Regions from separate parts of the Homo sapiens genome. Here region 2 is linked to region 1. Evidence: read pairs that join two places in POLR2A ChIA-PET (ENCODE). Cell type or tissue: GM12878. All regions are shown on one strand. Links, peaks and the distances in the headings refer to the core of each region. The heading gives the core; the rest is flanking DNA. Region 1 overlaps SLC39A11 (solute carrier family 39 member 11). Region 2 overlaps SLC39A11 (solute carrier family 39 member 11).

Evidence for each region. ChIA-PET counts read pairs that join two places held together with the same protein. Peaks named below come from ENCODE experiments on the same cell type or tissue, not always from the same donor. Only the 100,000 strongest peaks of a DNase experiment are listed, where the experiment ranks them.
Region 2: POLR2A ChIA-PET joins it to region 1 with 14 read pairs; 2 of 35 experiments call an interaction of 5 or more read pairs at or near these places.

What each region holds. Positions count from the first base shown.
Region 1 is chr17:72,922,701-72,938,791 of GRCh38, reverse strand. All of the region lies in intron 5 of SLC39A11 (solute carrier family 39 member 11), which reads left to right. Among named protein-coding and RNA genes, the nearest start is that of SLC39A11, 160 kb to the left of the region's middle. In GM12878, for the core only: no CTCF peak of the experiment used is centred there; no DNase peak of the experiment used is centred there.
Region 2 is chr17:72,855,413-72,871,503 of GRCh38, reverse strand. All of the region lies in intron 5 of SLC39A11 (solute carrier family 39 member 11), which reads left to right. Among named protein-coding and RNA genes, the nearest start is that of LINC00511, 220 kb to the right of the region's middle. RefSeq lists a silencer at 12,160-12,454. In GM12878, for the core only: no CTCF peak of the experiment used is centred there; a DNase peak (open chromatin) is centred at 7,563.

The DNA of each region.
Region 1 (16,091 bases), core at 8,499-10,998:
ATAAGTCTATTAAACTGGAAAATGTGTTTTTAATGTGCTTTAGGGAAACAGAAAGAACAGACAAGTGGCTTGGGTAGCAGCAGCCTTCATTAGGATATTCCTGCCAGGCTTTTATTTGTCGAAGATTTAAGAGTCTGTGCCTGAAGCCACACAGCCTGGGCGCTTTTCATATTATTATTTTGCTTTGTTTTGCAGCAGTTATTTTTGCAGAAGCTCCTTCTGGGGATGCAACAGGGTGGCACGTTGGTTTTGAGTGCTTGGGATCTTTAGGAGTCCTTTGCATTTATTCACTCCCATGTCAACCTTTTGCCTGTTACTAAAAGTGCCTAATAAGGAACAGAAGGCTGGATTTGAGCCTGTGAAGCTGGGAGGAAATTGACAGCAGTTACTGGAATAGTCAGCCTTCGAGAAGGAAAGGGTTAGGAGGAAGATGTGGAACTGGGCTTTGAACCTGCGTGAAGTACAGAACAGCGCTAACCTTTGGGATGGGGCCCATGTAACACTTCCCTAAAGAAAGGAATCAGGGATATGCTCCACTCGACCTGCATTTGCTTTTTCCTGTTCAACCCTCCGTCTCCTTTCTGGGTGGCAGGTATGCTAGCATTCTGTTCTGCTTTCTTCTCTCTGGTGTATTTTCCCTCCTGAGTCCAGAGAAAGAAAATAGCTCTGCATATCTGAAAATTAAATCAGTTGTCTCAAGGAAACATGATTTTCAGAGTTGCAACGTGATTTTGAGGGTCGTAACATTTTGAAGCTGGATGTTCAGGGATTTGCCAGCAACTCCCAGCTTAGGTCTCTGAAACAGAATTCACTCTCTCTGTCTGCCAACTTCTTGATTACACAAACTCACCATGAGCTTGTTGGGAGGCAGAGGCATTCCGGGAGGATGGCAGAGGAGAGAAGTGCATGATATGGTCTCTTACAGCTCTTAGATGTGGTGAGCCAGAAGTCTCTGCTCTATTCCCCCAGGAGACCAGGCTCACCTAGCGGTTTCTGCCTTGGTGAGGTTTGCTCAAGTCAATCTTAGTGAATTGGTTGTGCCCTTTCCAGTAGGGAAGGCCCTGTCGTACACATAAAACCAGGAGACACGTGCCTTCAAGGAGATTCAGCCCTCCTGGGGAAACAAATATGAGGTCGTTTTGTATGGTCCAGCATGAAAGCTATATAAACCACTAGCAATCATATAAGTGGGTCCCACCACTGTGCTGGCCTTAGTGGGCCAGCTTTCCTAACTCCTCTGTAGCGCAAATCATGCCTTTACTGCCTTACAGACCTTCTGAGGCCAGCTGGCCAGTGAGATTTATTATTTATTTATTTATTTTTTGTTTGTTTGTTTAGACGGACTCTCTCTCTCTGTTGCCCAGACTGAAGTGCAGTGGCGCAATCTCGGCTCACTGCAACCTCCGCCTCCCAGGTTCAAGCGATTCTCCTGCCTCAGTCTCCGGAGTAGCTGGGATTACAGGCATGCGCTACCATGCCCAGCTAATTTTTGTACTTTTTTTAGTAGATACCAGGGAGGGGGGTGGTTTCACCATGTTGGCCAGGCTGGTCTTGAACTCCTGAGCTCAGGCGATCCACCCGCCTCGGCCTCCCAAAGTGCTGGGATTACAGGCGTGAGCCAATGTATCTGACTGCCAGTGAGATTTTATTCAAGGTATGAGGATGAGCAAATATAGTAAATAACAAAGAGAGAAGGATATCAGCTGACCATGGCAAAGGCAGCCCTCAGAGCCCACTGGCGCTTGCTAACCTCTTGGGACCCTCTACCGCAAGGGTCCCCAACCCCTGGGCAGCAGACCAGTATGGGTCTGTGGCCTGTTAGGAACTGGGCTATGCAGTGGGAGGTGAGTGGTGAGCAAGTGAGCATTACTGCCTGAGCTCTGAGTCCAGCCAGATCAACAGCAGCATTAGATTCTCACAGGAGCGAGAACCCTGTTGTGAACGGCACACGTGAGGGATCTAGGTCGCGCCTTCCTTATGAGAATCTAATGTCTGATGATCGGAGGGTGGAACGGTTTCATCCTGAAACCACCCCCTACCCCCCACCTCCTATGTGTAGAAAAATTATCTTCCATAAAACCAGTCCCTGGTGCCAAAAAGGTTGGGAACTGCTGTTCTCCAGGGAGAGTCCCTGTCTGGCTCCAGGGCTAGGTTCTTACTTAGTTCCATGTCTTTAGAGGCAGAGTTTGAGGTTTGGTTTTTCTCAGGTCTTCAGATCTGCCTGCCCAGAGAGAGGTCATTTCCACCACCTTGGATAAAGAAAGTGAGGCCCGGCCAAGACTTGCCTTCCAAATTTCCATTGCCTTTCCTAGGATCTCCTGTTTGTTCCCCGGGTAATTGCCAGGGGAATTTTTTTTTTTTTTTTTTTTTTTTTTTTTTTACTTTTTTTCAGATGAGATACTGCCATAACCTGTAGTTATACCCTGTGGTCTCACCAAAACAAGGATGCCAGGATTCATTAGTTCATTAGTATAAGCCACACTGCACATTGGGATCATCTCGGAAAATGTGCAACTTGGTCTCAAAAACCCTGTGAAATACAAATTGTGACAGTCCAAGCTCCCTGGTCATTTCTTTTTTGTTTGCTTGTTTTGGAGATAGCATCTCACTCTGTCGCCCAGGCTGGAATGCAGTGACGTGATCTCGGCTCACCACAACGTCTGCCTCCTGGGTTCAAATGATTTCCGTGCCTCAGTTTCCTATGTAGCTGGGATTACAGGCGAATACCACCACACTCAGCTGATTTTTGTATTTTTCAGTAGGGACAGGGTTTCGCCATGTTGGCCAGGCTGGTCTCAAACTCCTTAGCTCAAGCGATCCCCCTGCCTTGGCCTCCCAAAGTGCTGGGATTATAGGTGTGAGCCACTGTGCCCAGCCTTCATGGCCATTTCAAGAATTGCTGAGGTGATAGCCAGGCACAGTGGCTCATGCCTGTAATCCCAGCACTTTGGGAGGCTGAGGCGGGTGGATCACGAGGTCAGGAGTTCAAGACCAGCCTGGCCAACATGGTGAAACCCCGTGTCTACGAAAATACAAAAAAAATTAGCTGGGCATGGTGGCGCGTGCCTGTAATCCCAGCTACTCAGGAGGCTGAGGCAGGAGAATTGCTTGAACCGGGACCCGGGAGGTAGAGGCAGCAGTGAGCCAAGATCGTGCCACTGCACTCCAGCCTGGGCTGCAGAGCGAGACTCTGTCTCAAAAAGAATTGCTCAGGTGATAAAGGACATGAATATTTTTAAAAATTTATTCTTTAAATTAATATATCATAAAGCTCATTCTTTTGGAGTACAGTTCCACGAGTTTTTAAGAAATGCACAGATCTGTAACCATCACCATAGGAGAGTTCCATCACCTCCCCATATTCCCTTGAGCAGCCTCTTGGCCCCTTGTAGTTAAACCCTACCCTCAACCTATCCCTGTTTCCCTTTTGTTTAACCTCTGGTGACCTCTGAGCTGTTCTCTGCCCCTATATTTTTGCCTCTTCCAGAATGTCACCTAAATGGACTCATGCAGTATGTAGCCTTTTGGATCTAACTTCTTTCTACTTGGCGTCATGCATTTCAGAGAACTTCATTATGTTGCAAGTGTCAACAGCGTGTTCCTTTTTAAGGCTGAGTAGCATTCCATCGTGTGGATACACCACAATTTGTTTACTTTCACCAGTTGAAGGACATTTGTGTTGTTTCCTGATTTTTCAGCAATTATGAATGAAACGTCTATCAATATTGGCATACAGGCTTTTGTGTAAACATATGTTTACATTTCTCCTGGCTAAATACCCGGGAGTGAGATGGCTGGGTCATGTGATAGGAAACCTCCAAACCGTTTTCTAAAGCGGATAAGCCGTTCTTCAGTCCCAGCAGAGTTCTAGTTGCTCTGCACCCTCACTAGCCCTTGGCCTCATCACTTTTTTGTTTTGTTTTGTTTTTAAAACTTGAGCCATTCTAATGAGTGTAGTAGTGGTCTCTGGTGACTTTCATTTGTATTTCCCTAATGACTAATGATGTCGAGCATCTTTTCATGTGCTCATTTGCCATCTGTACATCTTCTTTGGTGTCAAAATCTTTTGCTTGTTTTTTAATCCATTTGTTTAATTATGGTAGAGTTTTGAGAGGCTTTTTATTTTGAGATGGAGTGTGGCTCTGTTGCCCAGGCTGGAGTGCAGTGGCGCAATCTCGGCTCACAGCAACCTCCGCGTCCCAGGTTCAAGCAATTCTCCTGCCTCAGCCACCCGAGTAGCTGGGACTACAGGCACACGCCACCCTGCCTGGCTAATTTTTGTATTTCTAGTAGAGACGGGGTTTCACCATATTGGTCAGGCTGGTCTTGAACTCCTGACCTCAGGTGATCCACTTGCCTCAGCCTCCCAAAGTGCTGGAACTACAAGTGTGAGCCACTGTGCCCGGCCCCGAGAGTTCTTTTTCTGTATTCTGCATAGAGGACCTTTGTCAGATATGTGATTTGCATTTCTTTTTCTCCCAGTCCCTGGCTTGCCTTTCCCTCTTCTTAACAGTGCCTTTGGAGATCGAAAGTTTTTAATCTTGATGAACTGCCAATTTATCAGTTTTTCTTTTTTTTTGTTTTATGAATTGTGCTTTTGGTGTTACGTCTAAGAATTTTTTGCATAACTTAAGTTTGCAAAGGTTTTCTCCTATTTTTTTTTTCTAAAAGTTTTACGTTTTACATTTAAGTCTACTATCTATTTGAAGTTTCAAAAAAATATGGTGTCAGGTAGAGTTCAAGGTTGAGTTTTTTTTTTTCATATGGATGTTAAATTGTCCCAGCAGCATTTATTGAAAAGACTGTATTTTCTCCATTGAATTAACCTTTCGCTTTTGTAAAAAGTTCGTGAGCCATATTTGTTTGGTTCTGTTTTTGGACCCTTCATTCTGATTCATTGGTTTTTGTGCGTATCCTTTCTCCTTTCACATTTTAGAATCAGCTTGCCAATATCTACAAAAAATCCTAATGGCACCAGGCGTGGTGGCTCACGCCTGTAATCCCAGCACTTTGGGAGGCTGAGTCGGGTGGATCGTTTGAGGTCAGGAGTTTGAGACCAGCCTGGCCAACATGGTGAAACCCCATCTTTACTAAAAATACAAAACTTAGCTGGGTTTGGTGGTGCGCGCCTGTAATCCCAGCTACTTAGGAGGCTGAGGCTAGATAATCGCTTGAACCCGGGAGGCGGAGGTTGCAGTGAGCAGAGATTGCACCCCTGCACTCTGGCTTGGGCGACAAAGCAAGACTCCATCTCAGAAAAACAAATCCCAATGGGATTTTGACTGGGGTTGCACTGAATCCATAAACCAATTTGGAGGAAATTGACATCTTAATAAATATAGAGTTTTCCATTTTATGAACATGGTATATTCTCCAAAGTCTTTGATTTCCTTTATCAGTGTTTTGTGGTCTTCATCATACATACTCTACCGTTGGTTAGATTTATACCTCTAAGTGTTTTATGGTACTATTTTAAATTATACTGTATTTTAAATTTCTAATTGCTCATTGCTAGTATATAGAAATATAATTGACTTTGTATGTGCTAGCCCTGTATCCTCCAACCTCACTAAACTCATTTATTGGTTCTAAGAATTTTTTGGTAGATTCCTTGGAATTTTCTGTCATGTCTATGAATAGTGACAGTTTTATATCTTCCTTTCAATCTGTATGCTATTAATTTCATTTTCTTACCTGATTGTACTGGCTAAGACTTGCAGTATAATGTTGAAGGGAGGAGTAAGAGCAGACAGTCTTGCCTTATTTCTGATGTTAGGGGAAAATCATTGAGTGTTTCACATTGAGTGTGATGTTACCTGTAGGTTTTCGGTAGATGAACGGTATGCATATTTGAAAAGCCACCACTGTCCTGAAAGATGTCACAATATAGAAATGGTATAGATTTGGAGTTCAGAGAATAAGTTCTGGAGTCAGACTTACTGGGTTTGAATTCTGACTCGACTCCTTAGCGGCTGCTAGATGTTGGAGTTTTGGGAAGATAGGCTAAGCGAATACATGTAAAATGCTTAGAATGGTGCCTAGTATATTGTATGCTCTCAATGAATGTTAGTTGTTATTCTGTTTGGACAACAGTAAAAATAGCCAAAGAGCTCATGGAGCCTGGATGTAGGAATTTTTTGGCCCAGACCGTGGGGATTTTGATGCCCATATTGGAAACTTTGGAGAATGTTTTGGTTCAGGTGTGGATTCTTATTGAGTCATTGAGCACATTTGGGTCCGAACACTCTCTGAATCAGGGATATGGAGGAATCCATACCAAAAGAACAGGTTGTTTCATAGAAACAGGGAGGGGAACATCACACACCGGGGCCTGTGGGGGGTGGGGGGTAGGGGAGGGATAACATTAGGAGAAATACCTAATGTAGGTGACGGGTTGATGGGTGCAGCAAACCACCATGGCATGTGTATACCTATGTAACAAAACTGCATGTTCTGCACATGTAACCCAGAACTTAAAGTATAATAATAATAATAATAAAAGAACAGGTCATTCTTCAGGTAGAAGAGGAAAGATAAATCCCTAAAGAAACTGGATTTAAATTCTGACTCAGCTCCTTAGTGGCTGCTAGACGTTGGAGTTTTGGGAAGATAGGCTAAGTGAATACATGTAAAATGCTTAGAATGGTGCCTAGTATATTGTATGCTCTCAATGAATGTTAGTTATTCTGTCTGGACAACAGTAAAAATAGCCAAAGAGCTCATGGAGCCTGGATGTACAAATGTGAGGTTAACGAAAAATATACTATAAAATCGATGTGATAAATTATAGAGAATTGCAGTGAGAGGTGTAGAAGACGTGCATGTCTGTGGTGAGAGCAGGGCCTGGGGTTGGGGGTTGAATCACAGCATATGGTAGGAGCATGGCTCATGGTTCACTAGTCACAGTGGACTTTGTTCATCTTCCCCCTTGCCTCTACCGAGTTGTAGAGCAAGATCTTAGATCAGAGAATGAAAGCTGAAGTCGTAAGCATTTGAGTCATGCAGTGGGCTGAGCTCCCTGTCACTGAAAGGATTCAAGCAGAGTTGTGGTGACCAGTGGTCAGGGAAGTTACAGAGAGGCTTGTTGTGCAGTGTGAAAGTTTGAGTTGAGTAACTTGCTAAGACTTTCGTCATGTTCCAAGATTCCTCAACCTTGAACCAAGAATAAGGACACCTGGGGAGGGGGCCGGGCAGCTGAGCCCATGGCTCCCCAGCCTCCTCTGTCTATCTGGTGCATTTGGGAAGGGATCATGTGACACAAAATTTGGGGCAGCGGATGAACGGAGAGCGGGTTCTGGGCTGAGATCTTGGAGATGGGGAGTGGGAGCTTGGGCATAGCCTTCGAGGCACAGTCCCACAGGTGAACAGATGCAGTAGCAGGTGAGGCCATTGGCGGCTGCAGCTCTCTTGGCTGGGCTCACTCAGCTACACAGCCTACGCTTTCTGCAAGGTGTTGCCATGGTAACCTTTTCCTCTCGCTTCTGCAGTCCACCAGTACTTCTCGACTTGGTTAACAAGGCATCTCTTCCTGTTTGGTTTCATCTCGTCTTGTCTTTTTTCTTGCTCTCTCCATTTCTCTTGGTCTCTTTCACTCACTCCTTTGCAGCTCTCTCTGTACCTCTCTTTTTGGGCCTGTACTCCTCTTTGTCTTCTGTTTCAGGTGATCTGCCCCTCTTCCATCTATCCAAGGCTGGAGTGAGGTCCCCCAGCCTCTCTCTCACTTCTAAGCATCAGCAGCTCCTTGAAGAATTCTCTCAGGCTCTCTTGGACCCAGGGCTGCCACGTGCAGCCCCAGTGCAGCATTTCCTGGGTGGTTGGTACCAGGAATTGGAAGAGCTCTTCTGGGGCCCTGTCTTCTTTCTTTGTATGGAGACCCATGTGGGTAGATGCCACCCTGGGGTCCTTCCCTCTCTTTGGAAAACGAGATCTGGGTGAAGTTCTCCTCTAGGCTTGGTTTAGGTTGACTTACACAGTGGAAGCCCATTAGCCTACAGTGCTAAATAAACTCAGCCACTGGTCTGTTGCTAGGGCCCCACCATACATTCAGGATGGAAGTGACCAGTCTAGATGCTTCCGTGAGATTTATTATGGAACACAAGCCTCTCCTTGAGGCCACCCTTCTCAGTGCCTCTGTGACAATCCTTCAGCCCCTCATCCAGCCTGCTTGATTAGAGTTATTAACCACTTAGTGTCAAACTGTAGTCGCTTCTTCTGTGTGTCTCAGCCAGGGAGTAAAGAAGATTTGCCATCTTCATTTTCTTTTCCTCAGAACCTTATGTTCCAGTACTACTCAACTTGAGGATTCTTAATGGTGCTGCTCTTCCCTTTGCTGCCGTAGACCTGTCTCAGGCTGGACAAGAACAGTAGGATGAGGGTAGAGACTCTGTACTGGTATCTGACAGGATCCTATGATCTGACCAAGACTTCAGAGCCTGTCTTTGCTAGTTATGGGATTAAGCAGCCCCTGTAGCTCACCAATTTATAGGACTGGGCCAGTGGAGGAAAGCATTTGCGGGTGGAACTTTAACAACAAAGCAAGGGAACAGGAAGGGCTACAACTGGAATGTAATTGAAACAGCTCTCCCAGAACTAATGAGCTGCCCTGGCTTCTCTGCTGGCCTGCTATGAGGGAGTAATAGGGCTCCAGAAGCTTGTTTAAAATGCTGTATGCAGAGGGCTACACAAAGCAGGTTTTGATCGTATATTTCAACCTGCAGAACAGGACATTTCAACTCAGAAACTGTATTTTAAAAGTCAGGAGATTTCTAGGAAGGGGCTACAGAAGTTCTGTTTTCCATGCCTCTACTTTGGATCCCCATTTAATATCCTCGCAAAGTCAGGGACATTTCAGTGTTGCTTTCCCCTGGGTACATTGAGGCAGACAAACACATTGTCTTTCCCTGGAGGAAACTCTTCAGTACCATACATTTAACACAGCGATGTGCCCTGTTTTCTAAGCACAGTGTCTTCTTAGAACCAATTGGCAGTTCTTTTCTTTATTCTATAGAGTGCTTAACAAAAGTTAAATCCAGTTTCCAAGGGTAGCAAGACCCCCGGGGCACAACTGGAGAGGTCTGGAGGGGAAGGGAGTCGTCTGCTATGACTATCAAAGGGCCTTGATTCCTATTTTTCTCCCTTTAAGAAAAAAAATTTGCACCCTTAATCTTAAAATATGAAGTTTCAATATTTGGGAATTTTTTAATTGAATAGAATTGTTGGCTGACAATTGGGTAGCAGATCTTCCAAGGCTGCAGCGATGCCTGTGTAGACTCCGTGAAGTGGCTGCTCACTCCTTCCTTATTTGGGCTCTCACCATGATGACCCCTGGCCTGTCATCCTTAGCACATTGACCTTGACCGTTTTGTGGAAAGGAGACTACCCGAGCACCCGATAAAAACCACACACTATTGGGTTATTGGCATTTGGGGCGGGCCAGTTCTTTATGGGGTAGCCATGTCTTGTATATTGCAGCATGCTTAGCACTGCTGGTCCGCAGCCCCTAAGTGCCTGTAGTACCCCCCGTCAATGTGTGCATGGGGCAGAAATGCCCCAGACACTTCTGATGGTCGCTAGAGGGCTGTCTACAAGGGAGCAGATAGGGTAGGGCAGGATGGGTCTCTCACAAGGACACTGGACCCAAGGAGTTTGAATTCCAGCTGAGATTCTGCTGTGGAGTAGACAGCCTGGGGCCAGGCTGGGTCTGTGTAGAGGAAGGGGTACCTTTGCAGTGTGCACTGGGAGGCTCTGTGGGTTCGCTCTGCCCCTGGCCATCACCCCTGGCTACAGACTGTTGCTGGAGACCCTTTCCCCAGCAAAGCACACCAATGCGGGTTCACAGGCATTTAACATTCGACTTCCTACTGCTTCTGGGCTGGCCCAGTGCAGTGCCTGGCATGAAGCAGGTGCTCAGGGCATGTCTGTTGACTGAGTGAAATGAATGAAGCCTACCTGTGGTTTTGTCAGGGTCCAAAGATCCTTGGTGATGAAAACTCTTGCTCGGTTCCCAGAGGCACGCACTTCCCTTTGTTTGTATCACCTCTATCTAGAAGCCTTTTCAATCTTGCTCTAATGCTTGAGGTACGGCCAGGGAGGTTCAGGCTGTGAGAGTCTATTGACGTAGACTCAAAGCAGGAGAGTGAAGGAGAGAATCAACTATCAGGGCCCTGGGAACCTGGAAATTCAATTTTTTTTTCCTTCAAAGCCACAGCCTACACTTCCTGGTTGTAAGATTTCAGTCTCCACTTTTTCCCACCCACTGCTCTGTTTTCTTCCATTCAAATTCTCATGTCTTCCTTACCTTCTTAATATGACATTTTGGAATTATTTTCTCTTTTCAGAGCTTGGACTAAATGAAGAATTCCTGATGGTCCCTTTGTTTTCTTGTTTGCTGGCAGGTGGGATAGAATCAGGATTGGTACTACCAGGATTCATGGTTTTCTTTCCTCTTTCTTTGGTACAGAACTTACGTGTTCTTTTTTTCATTAGTTCATTTGTTCATTCATACTTCATGGAGCCAACTGCTCTCCTTGGCTGAATCCAATTAGTGAACTTGGTCTCTGCCTTCACTAAGCCCAGGAAGAGACAGACATGTAAAACCAACAATTACACAGTAATTACAAATAGTCATCCTGCTATTTTGGATACTTGTTTTCTTTTATAGTGTCCAGAGGGTGGTTACAGTTGTCTAGAAAAGAATCCAATCGTTAGGCCTGGGATCCTCCTCTTTGTAGGAATTTTATCTTTTTTTTTGGAGCAATCAGTGTTATTTGAGCACATCAAATTCAGCCTTATTGAGAGTGAGATGGTTTCTTCCTTTATTAACCCTTTATTAACCCATGTACTTTGGACTGTGCTATATGGCTCAGGATGATACTACAAATGTTCCCTTTTCATGAATATTTCCTGTGTGTGTGACCTTGACTGTTGAATGTGGGCTTTCCAGTGTGTGTGTGTGTAGTGTGTGTGTGTATGTGTGTGTGTGTGTATACATTTCCTTCTCAATAGAACTGATTATTTTTGCATGTAAGAGATGAAATCACCTATTGATTTCACAAACCATCTGAGCCCTGTGCTCTTTTTTCCTGAAATTCTATGGGAAAATGAAAGGTAATTATGCATTGGAAGCACACACTAATAACATGCTTGTGGGTGGGGAGGCGTGATTGCAACATGGAATTGGCATTCCTGCTGGTCCTTGTCTTTGAATTTTCGCTACTGAAATATTTGAGATACTCCAGGTAAGCCTTATAATCACCGGGAGTTTTTTGTTTTAAAGCAGCATCAGTGTTTCTGAAACTCATGGGATGGCCTTCCATTCTACTGAACATTGGCAAGGTCCTTTTTAGAATATGTGTTGAATTTCATATACCTGAAGGCACAACAACAGGCTTGGAAATGCTTCAGTGAACACTGGTTCAAATCCAGGGCTGGGACTGGGCGCAGTGACTCATGCCTGTAATCCCAGCACTTTGGGAGGCCAAGGTGCGTGGATCACTTGAGAGGAGGAATTCAAGAGCAGCCTGGCCAACATGGCGAAACCCCATTTTTTTTTTATCTCTACCAAAAATAAAAATAAAAGTTAGCTGGGCATGGTGGTGTGCGCCTGTAGTCCCACCTACTCGGGAGGCTGAGGCAGGAGAACTGCTTGCACCCAGGAGGTGGAGGTTGCTGTGAGCTAAGATCACACCACTGCACTCCAGCCTGGGCGACAGAGGGAGACTCTGTCTCAGTAAATAAATAAAACAAATCCAGGACTGGGCAACCGGACATTGTCATCTGTAAGAGGCATTTTCTTTCACAGCTCTGTGTCTGGTGCTGTTCAAATCAGGGTAGTGGTCTCTTTTATTCAGTAATTCCCGTGCAAGGTCACGTGGGGCATTTATCTGTGAACAGAAGACTTTGAGTCTGCTTCTCACCTCAGCTTGATCCCCAGGTGTCCCCCTGGGGTCAGGAGCAGAAAGGGCCACTAAGGCCTACCAGTGCCTGTGAGCTCCATTCTGAGGTGCTCGGGAATCCCTTTTTGGGGTCAAAGATAACAACTAATTAAAACGTAATAAAGCTGGTATGTGAACAAACACGGCAGAACTCATCTGGCAAACGAGATTGGGCTCCCTGGAAATGGTCAACTTGGAATGATGGCATTATTCAAAAGACTTATGGAAGTCTCTTAGAAGGCTTCTCAGGGCTGGTTTATAATCAAGTTTAAAAACAAAGGCAATCTTATGTTTTTCTGGATGGACATCATTTTAGCAACAACAGCAACATCCCCAGAAAAAATATCTTCCCCCAAAACATTCAAAGCAATTACTCCGAAGTCAGAGGAGCCTCCAGTCATTTTTCCCTGAGGGGCAAAAAGGACTTCACAAGACAAACACAATCCCTGATATTGCATTTTCAGACATTTTCTCATGTCCATTTGGCCTTTGTGGCTTTAGCTGACTTTCTTTTGGTCTCTGGAGCCAACAAGGTTAGGTGAGAGGCTACAGTAAGAATGCAGTGAGAAGAGAGATGAGAACAAACTCACTCTCTACATATTTGTCATTCAAAGCATGGCTGGTTAAAAGGAAATTATGATTTGATTTTTTAAAATTTCATTGTTAATACTTTCACTGTTAGATGGCTCACAAAGATGATGGAATTTACTCAAAAGTTGAAGAAGCATTTATATGGAACCAATTGAGCTCTATGTCTCCTTCCCAGGAAAGATGAGGATTTAAAAGCCTGAGGGCTCACATGGGACCCCAGGCATATTCCTTGCATTAGATTGTGTATTGCTAAGAGTTTAAGCATTGATTTCAGTTGTCTGGGTGGAACAGGCTGCTTAAGTCAGCTTTGCCTCACAGCAAGGAAACCTCAAATCTCAGTGGTTTGCCATCCTGAAGGTTTATTTTGCTTCCAAATAACATGCAGGCTGCAGGTTGGCTGTATCTCTGTCACATTGTTTTCTCCTTCTGGATTCCAGGCTGAAACAGCAGCCCCTGTGGCCATGTGCAATGTCATGGTGGAGGGGAAGAATTAGAGAATTGGTGGAAACTCATGACGTCCTTGAAGAATTCTGCTTGGATGTGGAGTGTTCACATCCATTCACATTCTGTTGCTTAACAAATCATATGGCAAAGTCTGACATTGTACAGGGAAGTATGCTTGGCCAATAGGCAGGTACTGCAATTCCAGGTGGGGACATAAACATCTACTAAGGGGAGGGAGACATGAATAATTGTGAATAGAGTAGGCCTTCTGCATCCGTGGTGAGGAACACACAGATATGAAGAGCTGGCTCAAGGGACTTGATCAGCAGATCTTGGTATCTGTGGGAGGGAGGAGGTATCCCTACGGATACCAAGGGATGACTGTATAATACAGTCTGCTACAGTCTTCCCTCCTGGTCATAAATAATCATCTTATATATCATTTTGTATATTTATATACGACATAAATTCATTTCTGACTCATGGAAGATACCTAAAAATTCGCATGTAATCATGGAATCAGGTGTGAATTTCAGGATCTCATGAGATTCTATCAGCAGGTCTGGATTTAGTTGCTGTTCATCTAGAGAGCTGTGAACCAAAATAAGTGACCTGGTCCACATGTCCGTCGTGGAAGAACAGGAATAGGCCAACCCCAGTGAGCACTTGTATTTCAAAAGAGAAAGAAGCGCATCCACATGGCCATCCTGAAATTCCACTGGACAGCATGAGAGGCCCACCTGCCTTGGGATAGGGAATTCTCCTCAAATGAGAAGCTCTCAAATCCATTGTTCTCTATGGCTTTTTTTTTTTTTTTTTTTTGAAATGGAGTCTCACTCTGTCACCCAGGCTGGAGTGCAGTGGCACAATCTCGGCTCACTGCAACCTCTGACTCCCAGGTTCAAGTGTTTCTCTGGCCTCAGCCTCCCGAGCAGCTGGGACTACAGGTGCACGCCACCATGCCTGGCTAATTTTTGTATTTGTAGTAGAGACGGGGTTTCACTATGTTGGCCAGGCTGGTCTCGAACTCCTGACCTCGTGATCCACCCGCCTTGGCCTCCCAAGGTGCTGGGATTACAGGTGTGAGCCACCGTGCCTGGCCTCTCTCTGACTTTTGACTTCTCCCTCTGGGAGATTTTTCCTTTTTGATCATCCTGTTCGGACACACCTGAAAAAGTATTAGAGAATATATCTTCATTGGGGACTTGGTAGCTTTCTCAGGCTACTTCCTGCTTATAGCAATTTGGGGTGCCAAAAGTTGTTTTAGGTCCCCTGTGGTCACAGTCTCTTTTAGACCAGGCTGGTGTCTCTTTTGGGGATATCATTCATGCTAAACAATGATCAATTTTTATTTCCATTTGATTTTAGTTACTCCCTGGGCCAGTAGCCACACCTACACCTCTTTTGAGGTAACTATTTACCAGACATATCTCTCCTTCTGGATTTAATTACAGGCCACTTTGAGCTTATCAGGTTTCTGTGAGACCATGTCACTAATCACTTTTCCTGTAGCAATTTTGCTCAACTAAAAGGATTTACTAGGGTTAGGGTAGGGCGAGGTGGGGGTGTCTTAATTCCTTTAGAGACTTTAACGTGCCCTTAGTTTTGTCTGTGTCCTGAGGCTAGGTCTTAATCATCTTTCCTTAAAAAAAAAAAAAAAATTTTTTTTTTTTTTTTTGAGACGGGGTCTCACTCTGTCACCCATGCTGGAGTGCAGTGGTGCCATTTGGCTCACTGCAGCCTTGATAGCCCGGGCTCAAGTGATCCTCCCACCTCAGCTTCCCTAGTACCTGGGATTACAGGCACACGCCACTGTGCCTGGGTAATTTTTAAAAATTTGTTGTAGCGACAAGTCTTCGCCATATTGTTTGGGCTGGTCTTGAACTCCTGGGCTCAAAAGATCAGCCCGCCTCAGCCTCCCAGAGTGTTGGGATTATAGGTGTGAGCCACTGCGTCTGGCCCATTTTTTTTCTTTATTTATAGGAGATGAGAAATCATTGTATCTTGCAATTGTTAAGTCCCAAATTTCCTAATTTTCTTTTTTTCCCGCCTCAATCCTATTGGAAAACCAGCTAACTCTTTTCTGAGCTCGTCTCTTTATTGTAGTACTTCGTCAAATGGACCTAATAGTAACCAAATCCCCCTAGCAATGTTCTGTTTTGCGACCTTGTCACCTAAAGCTACACATTCGTTCATTGCAACTCCTGCCTTCGAAGTGATCACAGGGGCAGTTTTACTAAATGTGTTACTGCTGGATCACGGGTCACTATTTCTCTATCCTGTAGTGACAGTTTCCATACCTTTCACTGCCCAGCTCCAAAGCTTATGCCTTGTATTTTATCTGTTATGGCATATCCCACTTCTGGTACTAATTTTTTGCATGCAATCCCACATCTCAGTGGCTCTTTGTATATATGCAGGCTGCAGGCCATGGTTCTGCTTCATATGCATTGTAATTCTGAGACTCAGGGCCAGTCCACATTGGCCATACCTGTTTATGATACTCCTTAAAACTCCTGCTTGGATGTAGTGAGCTTCACATCCACTGGGTCCTATTGGCCCATGCAACTCACATGTCCAACCCTGACCATGGGGCAGGGTGGTCCATAGCCCCACACAGTGTATGACATTGTGCAGGGATGTATAAGTCTTACAGCAAAGGGGAGGATTGAGTAATTGTAAACAGCTATTACAATCTACCACTAGGCTTGTTCAGTGTTAGATAGAAAATGACAAGAAAGAGCTGACTGATAAGATAAAATCACACCCAAATCACCATACAAAGCAAAATTGGGGAGAGTGTGGGGAGAGGGGGTTTCGTATTTTCTGTGTGTTTTTTTTTTTTTTTTTTTTTTTTTTTTTTGAGAAGGAGTCCCACTCTATCACCCAGGCTGGTGGCGCACTCTCAGCTCACTGCAACCTCCGCCTCCCGGGTTCAAGGAATTCTCGTGCCTCAGCCTCCCGAGTAGCGGGGACTACAGGTGTGCACCACCACACCTGGATAATTTTTGTGTTTTTAATAGATATGGGGTTTTGCCATGTTGGCCAGGCTGGTCTCAAACTCTTGACCTTAAGTGATCTGGCCACCTCAGCCTCCCAAAGTGCTGGGATTATAGGCATGAG
Region 2 (16,091 bases), core at 6,362-8,861, 65 kb after region 1:
CAGGTTTGGGTGTGGGGCCCAAATTCAACTCTCTAATCTCATGATTGTTTCCCCTGGCAAACAGCGCCCCCCATCCTTAAGGGCTTTCCAAAAGGCACCGCACACATGTAAACTTAGGTGTGATTGAAAGGGGCTTGTTATAGGCCGGGTGCAGTGGCTCATGCCTATAATCCTAGCACTTTGGGAGGCTGAGGTGGGTGGATTGCCTGAGCTCAGGAGTTCAAGACAAGCCTGGGCATATAGTAAAACCCTGTCTCTACTAAGATACAAAAAAATTAGCCGGGCATTGTGGCACATGCCTGAAGTCCCAGCTACTCGGGAGGCTGAGGCAGGAGAATCACTTGAACTTGGGAGGCGGAAGACGCAGTGAGCCTGGATTGCACCACTGCACTCCAGCTGGGGCAACAGAGAGACTCTGTCTCAGAAAAACCAAAAAAAAAAAAAAAACAAAAACAAAACAAACAAACAAAAAAAACCAAAAACCAGAAAAGGGCTTGTTATGAATAACAAAAGACTCTCCTTTATTCCTTTATTGTTCCTATCACTTAGGAAATGTACAAGGATTTTAAGAGCTCTGTGTCAGGAATCAAGATGAAGACCAAAATATGTAATTCTTATTCTATCACAGTATCATACCTCTCCACCTGCAGATCTCTGACTGATGGCCCTTAACATTGCGGCAGCCAGGGAAGAGGGGATTGCCAAAGATAATTAGATGAAGGATAACATAGGCTCATTAGCAGGCAAACCTTTTCCAGTTAAAAGATAAGTAAGACTGCAAAAGGATGCTTGAGGCAAATCCGTAGCAACATTATCTTGGAGCTACTTACCAATTGGCCACAAATCTGCAGGAGAGCGTGGCCTGTAGAGGAATGGGGAGAGGGGTCTCTGCATCTGGAGAGCATCTGGGGCTGTATGAGACCAACACCAGGTCTTGGCTGCTTGCTTTGCTTTGGCAATGACCTAAGATTGAAAATGGATGAGTGGCAATTTGGGAGTCTAGCGAAGATGCTTTGCAAATGAACACATTGCCGCAGGGCACCCGTTTTCAGCAGTGAAGCCAGGAATAATTTTCTATCTCATGCTACCTAACTCCTGGAAGTTATCATGAGACCCTTGCAGGTGGATAAACACAGTCTGGAGAGGAATATTTCTCCATTTGTATTGGGACAGCATACCTAAATCTGGGATGTTCAGAGATAATCTGGGCCTCTGCTTGTTAGGGAGAGGAAGAGGACATTCCCAAGACCTTAGCATGGATTGGCATAGAAACCAGAGAGTTCCACATGCATACACCTGTCTCAGATCAGGGTTTCTCAGTGTGGTCTGCTGACCTCGCACATTAGACTCACCTTAAGCACTGATTAAAAATGGGATTCCTTCCCTGCCTTGAGCCTAGTTAAATGAATGAGGTAGTTTTTAAAAATGCAGATGTAGAAAAATCTACAGGTTATGCTAAACAAAAAAAAAAGAAGAAGAAGAAAAAAAAAGCAAGCTGCAAAACTGGATACGATCTAATTCCTTTGGGGTAGAAATGTTGAGAAGGACATATGCCCTGGTATTATAATATTTTTTTTCTAGAAGAATACATTAAAATCTGTGACCAGTTATTTGTGGGAAGAAATACTTGGGGGTAGGGGAGAGACAGTTCTGGTTTTTATTTCAGCTTTTTCTGTTCTATTTGCATTTTAAACACGAACATGTGTTACTTTCGTGCTTTCAAATGTCAGCAGGGATTATCCGGGCATGGGGATTACATGCCAGTTTCTTTTCTCTATGTGCTTTTTGTATTATGAAAATCAATTTTTAAAAATTCACTGGGCGTGGTGGCTCATGTCTGTAATCCCAGCACTTTGGGAGGCCGAGGAGGCCGAGGTGGGTGGATCACCTGAGGTCAGGAGTTTGAAACCAGCCTGGCCAACATGGTCTCTACTAAAAATACAAAAATTAGCTGGGCATGGTGGCGGGTGCCTGTAGTCCCAGCTACTTGGGAGGCTGAGACAGGAGAATTGCTTGAACCCGGGAGGCAGAGGTTGCAGTGAGCCAAGACCACACCATGGCACTCCAGCCTAGGCAACAAGAGCGAAACTCCATCTCAAAAATAAATAAAAATCCATCAATCAATAAAAATGCATTTCCCACTTATTCGTAGTACCAGATTCTCTGGGGAAGGAGACCATGCTTCCGTATTTAACATGCACAAGGTTTGAGAAGCTGACTCTGTCCCAGATGCTTCCAGATGGACACCTTGTCAAAAGCTGGGGCCTCCTCAGTCAGCAGATGTTCTCTGGGCTTCTTGTTACTTTCACTGGTGCCACTTGGGAAGGACAACATGGGGGGCTCGTTTATTTGGGGATGTCCATTTCAAAGGCTCATGCCTGAGCCTTATTCCCAGAAGAACCTCTGACTTCCTTTCAGAGATCAGCTGGAGAAAGCTCTCTCTTTTAAAGATCTCATGGGATTAGGTCAGGCCTACCTGGCTAACCTCCCTGTCTTAAAGTCAGCTGAGCTGAGTTTCGCAGCAGTGAAATTCATCCTATCCATGGGGATTATGCAAAGTGTGTACTCTAGGCAGGGAGAGAGGCAAATGTTGGGTGCCATCTTTAGAGTTCTGTCTATCCGTGGAACTCTAAAGCGAACATTTCTACATTTTTACCATTCATATAATACTTACTGAAGATTTTTTTTTTGTTTTTGAGACAGGGTTTCATTCTGTCACCCAGGTTGGAGTGCAGTGGTGGGATCATGGCTCACTGCAGCCTTGCCTTCTGGGCTCAAACTATCCTCCCACCTCAGCCTCCCAAGTAGCTGGGCCTGTGGCATGTGCCACCCCACCTGGCTAATTTTTTCTTTCTTTTTTTTTTTTTTTTTTTTTTTTTTTTTTTGTAGAGACAGGGGCTCACTATATTGCCGAGGCTGGTCTTGAACTACTGGTCTCAAGCCATCCTCCTGACTTAGCCTCTCAAAGTACCAGGATTATAGGTGTGAGCCTCTGTGCCCAGCCTTACTGAAGATTTTCCGTAGACACATTTTTGATAGATGCTATTATCCTTTTTATTTCTAGCAGTTGGCATCTATGTTCTTAAGTTAGCATGGCCTAAAACTTATTTCTTATGTTACATTCCTCTGGTTTGAATATTGTTGCTTTTATTATTTTTTCCCTCTGAATATTAAGGTTAAAGTTATACCAACCTCATCCAGATCATGCAGAGTTGGGGAGTTTTACTTATTTTTCTTTCTCTCCTCATTTTTCTATTTATTCTCTGGAATAGTTAGCATGGGATGGGGATTATTTGTTCCTCTATAACAAGACGGTCTTTACCAATGTTAAAAGTTAAATTTAGGCACATAAAAACTTTCAAGAGTTTATTTGAGCAGCGAACGATTCATGAATTGGCCAGTATTAAACCACAAGTGATCAGGGCTTTGCCCAGGGTGTGTGAGTAGGAAAACTTCTATAAGGTGTTCCAGGAAGCAAGACTAAGAAAATATCTGATTGGTTAAAGTGGAAAATCCCTAGTTAGAGGTTAGTTGGCAGTTTCTGATTGGCTAAGCTTCAATTTTGTTTTACCATTTACAGTGAGTTGGGTTTTGGTTTGCTTATGTAGGATCCCAAGGCACTAGGGTCATCTCAGCCTAATAGTGTTTCAATTAATTTTTTTAACACTATTAATACCATCTGGGTCTAGTGTGTTTGTGCATAGGTGTGTGTGCGTGTGTGTGTGTGTGTGTGTGTGTGTGTGCGCGCGCACTTCATTCAACACACCAGGGGCTGTCTTGAGGAACAGCCCTTTCTTGTGTGTGGGTATGGCCTGGCTCAAGATTTATACTCCTTCCTCGTATTTTATTTACCATGCATTTTCTTTTTCCTTTTTTAGTACTTCAGTGGATTGATTGATTTTTATTTTCCTCTTTTTATCCCCCTTACGCTTTATTAATTTGGAAGTTTTCAATTCAGTATCTTGTCTGTGTCTCCCTTTCCTTTATTTGTTTGTTTGTTTATTGAGATGGAGGCTCACGCAGTCGCCCAGGCTGGAGTACAGTGGCGCGATCTCAGCTCACCGCAACCTCCGCCTCCTGGGTTCAAGCAATTCTCCTGCCTCAGCCTCCCGAGTAGCTGGGATTACAGGTGCATGCCACCATGCTCGGCTGATTTTTGTATTTTTATTAGAGACGGGGTTTCACCATGTTGTCCAGGCTGGCCTCGAACTCCTGACCCCAAGTGAGCTGCCTGCCTTGGCCTCCTAAAGTGCTGGGATTACAGGTGTGAGCCACCACTCCTGGCTTCCTTTTACTTTCTTTAAACTTGCCTAGTTGACCTAATAACGGTGTTTAAAATTAATCTGCATCTCTCCCCTCCTCCCTACCAATCAGAGGACCTTAGAATGCTTTAATGTTACTACTTTTCCAGTATTTTAGTATCTCCCTTTGTTTGATACCTCCCAAATGAGTTGCTAGTATTGTTATTGTTTTTGTTCGTTTGTATTTTACAATCAATGGTTGCTTCCATTTTCCAACATTTTTGCTAATATCTTTGCTCACCATTGCTTCTTGTGTGAAATTGATTGCCTTTGATTTCTCTTATAATATCTCTTCACTTAGAATCTATGGGGGATTTTAGGATCTGTGAGGGGCTTTAGTTAGTTAGCTAAATAAAGTATTTAGCTCTGACTTTTGAAAGAAAAATCAAATTGCATTTAAATGTGTAGGTTAATAGAAATGTCCATTTCCTTTGGCACTTATTATTCTAATTAGTTGGCATTCATCCATCTGAAGATTTGTGCTTTGCATTGCATTCTCTGTAAGCATTATAAAAATGCACACAGCAGCAGCTTCATTTCAAGTTTTTGTCTTTCTCTCTGGTTGTGTATACATTTTTTTTCATTTGTCTTTAGTGGTTTTCAGTTTCAGTATGATGTGATTGTGTGTGTGTTTGTATGTGTGTCTATGTATTATTTATCTTAAGATTTGGTATACTACTTTAAAGTGAACACTTGTCTCGTGGAAAACAATTTTTTCAAAGACCTGGGGGTTGTGGGGGATGGTTCTGGGATGATTCACACACATTACATTTATTGTGTACTTTATTTCTATTATTGCATTGTAATAGATAATGAAATAATTATACAACTCACCTAACCTAGAATCAGTGGGAGCCCCGAGCTTGTTTTCCTGCAACTAAATGGTCCCATCTGGGGGTAATGGGAGGCAGTGACAGATCATCAGGCATTAGATTCTCATAAGGAGCATGCAACCTAGATCCCTCACATATGCAGTTCACAATATGGTTCGTGGTCCTGTGGGAATCTGATGCCACTGGTGATCTGACGGGAGGTGGAGCTTAGGTGGTAACGTGAACGATGGGGAGCGGCTGTCAATACAGATGAAGCTTCAACTGCTTGCCTGCCGCTCACCCCCTGCTGTGCAGCCTGGTTCCTAACAGGCCATGGACGGATACTGGTTCATGACCCAGGTATTGGGGACCCCTGCTTTAAACTGTTCTTGATATTGTCCATCTCTTCCTCTCTCTGATTTAGATTTATCCTCCAGCTCATTGGTTAGTCATTGAGCCAATATCCGACTATCTAATTTGTCTGTTGAGTTTTCAATAGAAATGACTGTGGATTTTATTTTGTAGTTGTTCGAGTGGGTTCGTCTGTTTTTTCTTGGTTGTATGTGGTTATTTTGGTTTTAATTTCTTCTTTTAGGTCTTGAATAAGGTTAGGCTGTTTTATATTGTTTTAAAAAAGAGCTATTACACAAAGGTTCTGCTTCTCTCTGTCGGTGGTGCCTGCTGACTCTCATGCATGGAGTGCTGATTTCTCTTAGACCTTTCAGCTTTTTAACGTCAGTCCTTCTCTGGTGGCTGCATTTTTCCTTGAGGGTCTTCAGCGTCCTGGATCATGGGAGCGTATTTTTTTTTAGAGTAGGTTTGCATTTGTTTCTGTAACATCCTTTGAGAGCCTCGTTACCCTGGAACCAGCTTTTATGTTGATGTTTATGGTGGGGTTTTTCTAGCCAATGTAGAAAGTAGAAACTCATACCCTGACCTTTGCAAGGTGTAGGCCCAAAGTTGTTTTTTTTTTTTTTTTCGAGCAGTTTTTTTCTTCAGAGACCACATAGAAACATATGAGCATCCTTTTTGTCTCTCTCTGTTGGTGCATAATTTTTTCCCCCTATTTCACCTGTCTGCATAGGGGCAGAATTCCATGAATCTTGCATTTGTAAAATTTCAGCCCCTGGTGTGTGTGTTCCAGGGCCTCCCCTTTACCTCCATGTGGACAGTAACACCCAGGCCCCTGTTCCTGGGACCCATATTCACCCCAAGGCAACCTCTGAACTGGTTTTGGTGTTTAAGGCTCCGGTTTCTAGTTTCTCATCATTAATGATTTCCTTCCTTTGTTGCAAACTTGTACCTGCATTTAAAACATTTTTTTGTTGTTGCTGTTCATCTCACCCATCATTTCTAGGTGTTTGTAGAGGGAGATTTTGGTTTATCTTTATCCTTCATCTTGCTGGAATCAGATAGATGGCTAGTCAAAATTTAAATTTGCAAAACAGCCATGCTTTCATCTTTACTCCCTAGCTGGGTCCTTCGTGTTCTGGGCTCGGCCAGGGAACAGCCTTTCTTCTGCATCATGTCCTGGAGCTTCTTGTATCTTTTTCAAGACTTATAACTTGACATTTCCACAAATTCCACAATAAGATGAAAATACAAACAAATGTTCACAATCACCCAGACTGACAGGGAGCAGCGGGTTAGGACTTCTGTTGGGCTCTTAGGCAGGGAGGGAATTTTTTAGTGGGAGGACTAATTTTATAAGTGGTGAGTTCATCAGTGAATATTTTTGGATTACGAGCATGTTTATTTTCCTGTTCCACCTTGCAGAATGGAGAAATAGTGGCTAGGATCGACCCCAAGACACGTTTTCCATGTGTATCTATGGTGTTCAGAATCGTTATGTTAGGGGACTCACGACTGCAGTAACAGGGGACCCCGGTTAACCCTTTCACAGCCCATGGCTTATTTGGTGAGGCCATTAGATGTCCACCTTTAGCTGGGCTCAGCCTGTCCTATGAAGGACAGATCTGCAGGTAAAGCCCAAATCGGTTGGTCTGCATTTCTCACAGGGTGGATCTGGCTCTAGACAAGATCAGAATTCCCCGGGTTGCTAGGAAAAAAAAAAAAAAAAAGCCGATGCTTATATTCTGTCTCTGATTTGCCTAAACCAACTATCTGGTGGATGAGGCCAGGAAATCTGCATTTTATGCATTTTGTCCATATATGCATAGGCAAGGAATATGCATTTTAAATCTCCAGGTAATTCGTAGTCATAGTGTGAGAAAAGGTGGCCCCGGTGAGGTGGTGATGGCAAAGCCAATGCAGTCTTAAGAATCCTTTGGGCAAACAATTTCTTTTGAGATGGATTGGCAGTGAACAGAGAGAACCTAGGCGTCTTGGGTTGCTTTTTGCTTGAGTATGGTGAGAGGAGAGGGTTCAGTCTCAGTGGTTTATACAGTGACTCAACTTTAGAGATGTTTTATGGGTTTTCCCCTGTTTTTCTGTTTTGGTGGCAGAGAGGGATGGTTAAAGTCATTTGGTGACGTGAATGGAAAGGGGAAAAAGGAGGCAGGAGAAAATCTAATTGAGCATTAACTTCCTTGAGCTTCGTATTAAGACATTGCCTGGATTTCAATTAAGTAAAGCACCTTCTTTCCCATCCCTGGTTGCTCGTGCGTTGCCATGGCAGCAGGCACGCTGCAATCTGTAGCCCACCCCTACCACCTGCCTCTGGCATGGGCGATTCTACAAGGCTTACTGAGCCAGGACCTGACTGTCTGCAGACTCTGGTCTGCAGTGGCAAAATAAGGGACAGATGTCAGTGAGGAGGTCAGAACTTGCCACTTGAGGTGGTTTATGGGGTAGACTCTAATATTAAACTTCAAGAAAACGTGACAGGCGGCTGTGTCTGGGTGGGATATTGGGTTCCTGCTCACATACTTTGGACTGGATTTGGGAGCCTTATGAGTAGAACCATCACAGGTTATTCCACACTCACTCTCCCAGTGTCTAGGGTCTGAGTCCCTCCTTGGGTTTCCCTTGGGTCCTCCGAGAACAGAGTTTGTCAGAGTGAGTTGCATATGCTGACACTTGCTCTTGTGTTGCTCCTGGCTTGGTAAATGGGGGAGATTATGGAATCTGTCATCCTAAAAGAGATTCCAAGAAGAGGAACATGTTCTTGGCAAAAGGTAATTTGCTTCGTTTGGGGCAAGGTGTGTAAAATGAGAGTATAATGCCCAAGTGAAGATCCCCACTAAACAGTTAGCAAGAGGTCCGGGCTCTTGGGAGCCCAGCTTAGGAGTTTATTTTTAATGGGTTTCCTTTGTGTTTTCCCCTAGATCTATCTTCCTCCTCTGAATTAAGTTACCTGGAGTAGCAGTCAGACCTGCAGACTCCCAAGCCCTGCCTGGGTCTACTGTGGAGTCCAAGAATCTGCACTTTGCTCAAGCTCCCCAAGTGCTTTTGTGGGGTTTTCTTGTCGTTTGTTTTGTGTTTTGTTTTTGCATGCTCAAGCTCAAGAACCACTGTAAAATATCGTTAACTTGGGCTGGGCTCAGTTCCAGTCTTCTACCATACAGCTACTCACAGTCTGCTCCCGCATGCACATGTGGCCTCAGCTTCCCACCTTTCTTTGTGTAATAGGAGCCACAGGGTTGAATTGAGGATAATTGCCTCTTCATCTTCCAGCCCTGTGGTCCTTTTTTTTTAACCTTAGTGGGCAGTACTCATCTGAACACTAGGACAATCTGTATTTCTCAAACCTTCATTTTTCAGCAAGACATGTCTGCCCGTAGCTGAAATGGAAAGAAAACAAAGCTCTCAGCAGCCACCTTGCTCCTTCTCAAAACCTTTGCTGAATGGCATTTGTTTTCCATTAGGAACTAAGCCATTCTTTGTGTGTCCCTGTGGTCCTTGTCTAAGTAGGAACAGGATGGGAAAGGATGCTCCCAGCCTGGCAAACGTTTCTGCTCTGCTCCATTAATTCTTAGGGTTCACCAAGCAGGGTCCATTCTTGAACATCAGGGCAGCCTCCTTTGTCCTCATATTGATTTCACTAAGTCCCATGCTGTTTGATTTCTGATTTATTTTTTTCCTCCTGTCTCAGAACCAACGTTTTTCTTGGCTCTGTTAGCTCCACGCAACCTCAGGTCAGCCTTTGTCTGTCAGCCTCCCTTCTGACCCAACACTTCCATCTCAGAAAGCAGAGGCTTCAAGAATTTAGCCTCCCTGCACTGGGAGTCTGTGTGGAACCTTAAGTCTCTTGGGCATCTTGGCATAGCACTAATTGGATTCATTAAAAGAAGACAGCCATCTTTTGAAAAGGCAATGGCCCCTGACTCAATAAAAAAATGGCAGAGAAAGAGATGTATTTCCCTTGCTAGGAGCTGCATTTGAATGGGTTGATTCATGGTTTTGGTTTTTGTTTTTTTCAGGAACCAGTTTTCCTCCTGACCATTTCCTTTATTATCATTCATTTCATATGGACAAATCCATGGACCACAGAGTGGTGCTTGTTCTTCCTGGCAATTAGCTGTCTCATGCTATTTCATTAAGTTTCAATGTCTCAAGTGAATTTCTAAAAGTCATATATATATACAATTTTTGAACAAAAATCAGCCTGAAAATAGAAATATAATGGCTTAATGAAATAGCATTGGATATATATATATATATATATATATATATATATATATATATATAATCTCCAATGTGTGTATATATATATCCTATATATATCCAATATATATATTTTATATATATATATATATATATATATATATATAATGTGTTGTATATAGATGGTGCATGTATTTACCCATGTATCTGTGTGTATATATCTTATCCATCTGTCTGTCTGTCAATCTGTCTATCAAGCATAGTCTGCTCTGGATAACCAGCCAGCCAGCATGCTTTAAGGATGCTAGCGACCTACTTTATTCCCATCTTCCTGGCTGCAACATTTTTTAGGAAGTGCAAACTTGTGTCAGTGTTAGCCTAAGTAAACGACATGAGAGGAGTGCATCCACTATTTAAAAATAAAAAACACAAAGTGACTTCATATTCCAAAGCAGTGTAGACTATCTTGAAGGGCAGCAGTCCCCTCCTTTTATTGATGGAAAATCTCTATTATCTTTAGCAGTGGGTGATCCTTTCTGAAGGTTGAAAATGTCAGCGTGAACATGGAATTTTAAAAAGTGTTGCTATTATAGCCAAGGCATGCTTTCACTCTGCTGACATGGAGAATTGGCATTTGATGGTATTTGAAAATTCTGCACCAAATCTTATCATAATCTAATTTTTTTCTCCTCCACCATGGGCCTCTTGCCCTTTTGGATTTAAGTTAAAATGGATTAGGTGTACTAGATGACATTACTCTTTCTTTTATATTTTTATAAGTGCAATACTAGTTCGTGGCAGAAACTAGAGAATGTGGTTTGTGTTGTACGTGTTATGTGCTAGATGGGTCCTATACCTACTCTCATCCACTCTCCACAACAATCCTGTAGAGTGGGTAATACTATTACCCTCGTTTGGCAAGTGCATAAACTGAGGCGCAGAGGGTATCAATGAGCATCCCCAAAGATGCATAACCAGGAAATGGTCGCCCTGATGCATGAACATGTATGGGCAGAAAAACAGCTGCTTTACAGTGAGTGAATGCAGTTGGCCCAGGTTCTCAGTCCCCCAGAATCATTGTTCCTGCTTTCTTTGCAATGACACCGATAGTCCTCCTTGTCAATACCTCAGAGAAAAAGGAAAAGAGAGAATCCTGAAGAAGTAAGAAAAGAGGAACGTGCACCAAGCCTGGTACGGGTTTTTCGCTTGTCTCCCTGAGCTGTGCCTGCTGGGAGGACTGGTTGCCTTTGTCCAGCATGCCAGCAACTTAGGTTGTCCCCACCTGTGCCCCCACCTGCCTGCACCTACCATCCTTTGATTTGATTGACAATCCCCAGGAGAGGAACTGGAGGAAATGACAGACTCATAAACTGTGCCCAACTTTTAATCTGCATGTGGGCACATACATGTGTATATTCTGTCTCGCACACATACACACACAGAATGAACATTCAGAAGAGATGAGTAAGGGGAAACTTCTGGGACTCACAGCAATTGTGGCTTTCTACCCTGGTACTCCTGGTGAGGGAAATGGTGGATCCCATGTCTGAATCACTTTTGCTGATCCTGTGAATGGGAAGATGGTGGCGAGACTAGCAAACTAGCAGGAAGCAAACATGATCTGCCAAGGGCACCCATCGTTGTGCAGGACTACTCTGTCATAGTGCTGCCTGTGGGTTTTTCTTTCCATGCTCCACTACCCACCTTCAACTCAAACCTTGGCAAAAGTTTGCCACGATCCCATTTGATTTGTGTTCTCTTTCTTTTCTTTCTTTCCTTCCTCCCCTCCCCTCCCCTCCCCTCCCCTCCCCTCTCCTCGTCTAGTCTCTTTTCTTTCTTGATGGAGTCTCACTCTGTCGCCCAGGCTGGAGTGCAGTGGTGCGATCTCTGCTCACTGCAAGCTCCACCTCCCAGGTTCATGCCATTCTCCTGCCTCAGCCTCCCAAGAAGCTGGGACTATAGGCGTGTGCCACCATGCCTGGCTAAGTTTTTGTAGCTTTAGTAGAGACAGGGTTTCACCGTGTTAGCCAGGATGGTCTCGATCTCCTGACCTTGTGATCCGCCAGCCTTGGCCCATAATAAATATTTTAGTTATCTTTCTATGAAGTTTTCTTGGTCTCCAGTGGAATCTTCTCCTGCCCTGGGCTACACGTGGCCCATGTAGCACATCCTGCATAGATTTTACATGGAGATGAATATGTGGCTGCTCTCAGGGTAGAGTGCAGTCAGCTTGCTCAACTCCATAGAACCTGGTCCCTAAATTGGGTCTGTGGAGCAGGAAGTCCTGGTCTCCCTTGTCCCTGCCTGGGTTCCCAAGCGGGATCTGCAGCTCCAAGAGGAGAAGTGCCCCTTGAGCCCCTCAGGGGCTCAAGTAGAGTTGTCAGTTCAAATACAGGTTACCTTGCTACATTTGAACTTCAAATAAACAATGAACACCTTGTTGCATAAGTAGATCCCATGCAATATGTGGGAATACTTACACTAAAACAATCTTGGTTTTATCTGAAATTTAAACATAACTGGGCATCCTGTCTTTACTTGCTAAATCTGGCAACCCTAGCAAGGAGCCTGTCCACAATAGGTGCTTTGTATTTGTGTGCACTGATTACAAAACTCCTGTGTTGTTTACAAGAATTCCCAAGCTATGAGGGAAAGAAGATTAGAGAAGCTCTTGTACATCCTCTTCTTTTGAAAAGAGTGATGCTTGTCATGCTGAATGGGGAAAAGGTGGAAGCAATTCCCTTGGAAACCAGAGCAAGACAAGGCTGCCCTCTGTCACCACTCCTATTCAACATAGTAATGGAAGTCCTGGCCTAAGCAATCAGTCAAGAGAAAGAAATACAGGGCATCCAAATAGGAAGACAGGAAATCAAACTATTCCTGTTTGCATATGGCATGATTCTATATCTAGAAAACTGTATAGTCTTGGCCTAAAAGCTTCTTTAGCTGATAAACAACTTAGGCAAAGTGTCAGAATACACAAAGTGTCAGTATACAAAATCACTGTACAAAAATCACTAGTATTTCTATATGCCAACAATAGCCAAGCTGAGAACCAAACCAGGAACGCAATACCATTCACAATTGACCCCAGAAGAATACAATACCTAGGAATACAGCTAACCAGGGAGGTGAAGGATCTCTACAAGGAGAATTACAAAACACTGCTCAAAGAAATCAGAGATGATACAAACAAATGGAAAAACATTCTATGCTTATGGAGATAGGAAGAATCGATAGTATTAAAATGCCTATACTGCCACAAAGCAATTTACAGATTCAATGCTATTCCTATCAAACTACCAATGACATTCTTCACAGACTAGAAAAAACTATTTTAAAATTCATGTGAAACCAAAAAGGAGGCCAAATAGCCAAAACAATCCTAAGCAAAAAGAACAAAGCTGAAGGCATCACATTTCCGAACTTCAAACTATACCATAGGACTACAGTAACCAAAACAGCATGGTACTGGTATAAAAACAGACACATAGACTAATGGAACAGAATAGAAAACCCATATATAAGGCTGAACATCTACAACCATCTGATCTTCGACAAAGCTGACAAAAATAAGCAATTGGGAAAGGACTTCCTATTCAATAAGTAGTGCTTAGATAACTGGCTAGCCATATATATAGAAATTAAACTGGATCCCTTCCTTACACCATATACAAAAATCAACTCAAGATGGATTCAAGACTTAAGTCTAAAACCCAAAACTATAAAAACCCTGGTAGACAACCTAGGAAATACCATTCTGGACATAGGAACAGGGAAAGATTTCATGGTAAAGATCCCAAAAGCAATTGCAACAAAAGTGAAAATTGACATATGGGATCTAATTAAACTTAAGAGCTTCTACACAGCAAAAGAAACTATCAACAGAGTAAACAGACAACCTACAGAATGGGAGAAAATTTTTGCAAACTATGCATCTGACAGATATAATATCCAGCATCTGTAAGGAGCTTAAACACATTACAGGAAAGAAACAACCCCATTAAAGAGTGAGCAGAGGACACGAACACTTTTCGAAAGAAGACATAGATGTGGCCAACAAGCATATGAAAAAAATCTCAACACCACTGATCATTAGAGAAATGCAAATCAAAACCACAATGAGATACCATCTCACACCAGTCAGAATGGCTATTATTAAAAAGTCAAAGAATAACAGATGCTGATGAGGTTGCAGAGAAAAGGAAATGTATACATTGTTGGTGGGAGTGTAAATTAGTTCAACCGTTGTTGAACTAAAGCACTGTGGCAGTTCCTCAAAGTGCTAAGAACAGAACTACTGTTCAACCCAGCAATCCCATTACTGGGTTTATACCCAAAGGAATAGAAAGCATTCCACCATAAAGACACATGCACATCAATGTTCATTGCAGCACTATTCACAATGGCAAGGACATGGAATCAACCTAAATGCCTATCAGTGACAGGTTGGATAAAGAAAATATGGTACATATATACCATGGAATACTATGCATCCATAAAAAAAATGAGATCATGTCTTTTTTGGGAACACAGATGGAGTTGGAGGCTATTATCCTTAGCAAACTAATGCAGGAACAGAAAACCAAATGCCAGTTGTTCTCACTTACAAGTGGAAGTTAAATGATGAGAACTTGTGGACACAGAGAAGGGAACAACAGACACTAGAGCCTGCTTGAGGGTGGAGGGTGGGAGGAGGGAGAGGATCAGAAAAAGTAACTATTGGGTACTAGGCTTAGTACCTAGGTGACAAAATAATTTGTACAACAAACCCCCGTGACATGAGTTTACCTGTATAACAAACCTGCACATGTAGCCCTGAACCTAAAGTGAAAGTTTTTTAAAAAAGAATGTGGTGGCTTACGCCTGTAATCCCAGCACTTTGGGAGGCCAAGGCAGGTGGATCACCTGAGGTCAGGAGTTCAAGACCAGCCTGGCCAACATGGTGAAACCCCATCTCTACTAAAAATACAAAAATTAGCCGGGTGGGGTGGTGCATGTCTGTAGTCCCAGCTACTCTGGAGGCCGAAGCAGGAGAACTGCTTGAACCTGGGAGGCGGGTGTTACAGTGAACCGAGATTGCGCCACTGCATTCCAGCCTGGGTGACAGAGCAAGAATCTATCTCAAAAAAGAAAAAAAAAAAGTTTTAATATTGAAAGAGACAATTGCCTGAGAAAATTAGCTTTCAGGATCATACTACATAGTTCCATAAGGAAAGCAGGTAATACTTTTTTTTAAAGCCCTATAATGTCTTGAGGAATCTCAAAAAGGAATTTTAAAATTTGAGGCTAAAACTCCAACTTGGCCAAGTGGATACGTCTGTCTGATGTATAATAATACCTGCTACTCCCAGCTAGGTCTCATTGACAAACCTAAGCGGATCACAGGAAAATTACCAGTGTCTGTAAATAATTAGCTAATCATATTACTGTTATTTAAAGAGGCCTCATTTGGGCAGCAGGCATCTTTCAAAAGAGGAAAGAAATATGCCTGAAATTGAAAAATGTTCCACCTCACTTGTAGTCAAAGAAATACCCATTAAGAGAAATGTCATTTGCCCCATAAATAAATATACTTATTTCAAGATGAGAAATACCAGGGCTAAGAAGCGGCATAATGAGAACTTGCAAACTCTGTTCATGGGTAAGTGACACAGCCTTCCTGGAAATTTATTAGGGAATTGTATCATGGCCCTTTGATCAACAGTTCAACTTCTGGGAACTTTGTCCAATTTCTGATTGTTTATATACATTAAAGGTTTTACAGTGATATTTATAAGAAAAAAAGTCTAGAAATAGCCAAAAGTTCCCATCATATGAGAATGTAAATAATAATTTGTGTTACCTGAAACTAGACTGATTCTTTGGGAAACAAGAAGGCAGGGACAATATAAGTTGATCCCCTTCTATTCTGCTTTTTTTTTTTTTGAGACGGATTCTCGCTTTGTCGCCCAGGCTGGAGTGCAGTGGCGCCATCTTGGCTCACTGCAAGCTCCGCCTCCCGGGTTCACGCCATTCTCCTGCCTCAGCCTCCCAAGTAGCTAGGACTACAGGTGCCCGCCACCACGCCTGGCTAATTTTTTGTATTTTTTAGTAGAGACGGGGTTTCACTGTGTTAGCCAGGATGGTCTCGATCTTCTGACCTTGTGATCTGCCCACCTCGGCCTCCCAAAGTGCTGTGATTACAGGCGTGAGCCACCGCACCCGGCCTCTATTCTGCTTTTGATTGGCCTTTGGTTTTGTTTGTGTATACATACTACTTAATGAATATATGTTGCTGGCCACTCTTCATTTTGTTTTGTAACAGGGGTTTAGAAAGAGTTTTTCCAGGGATTTGATGCTTTCTGCACTTAACAGATGACGATTTGCCATTTGTGCTAATCCAACCAAATCATCTCCAATAATACCATGG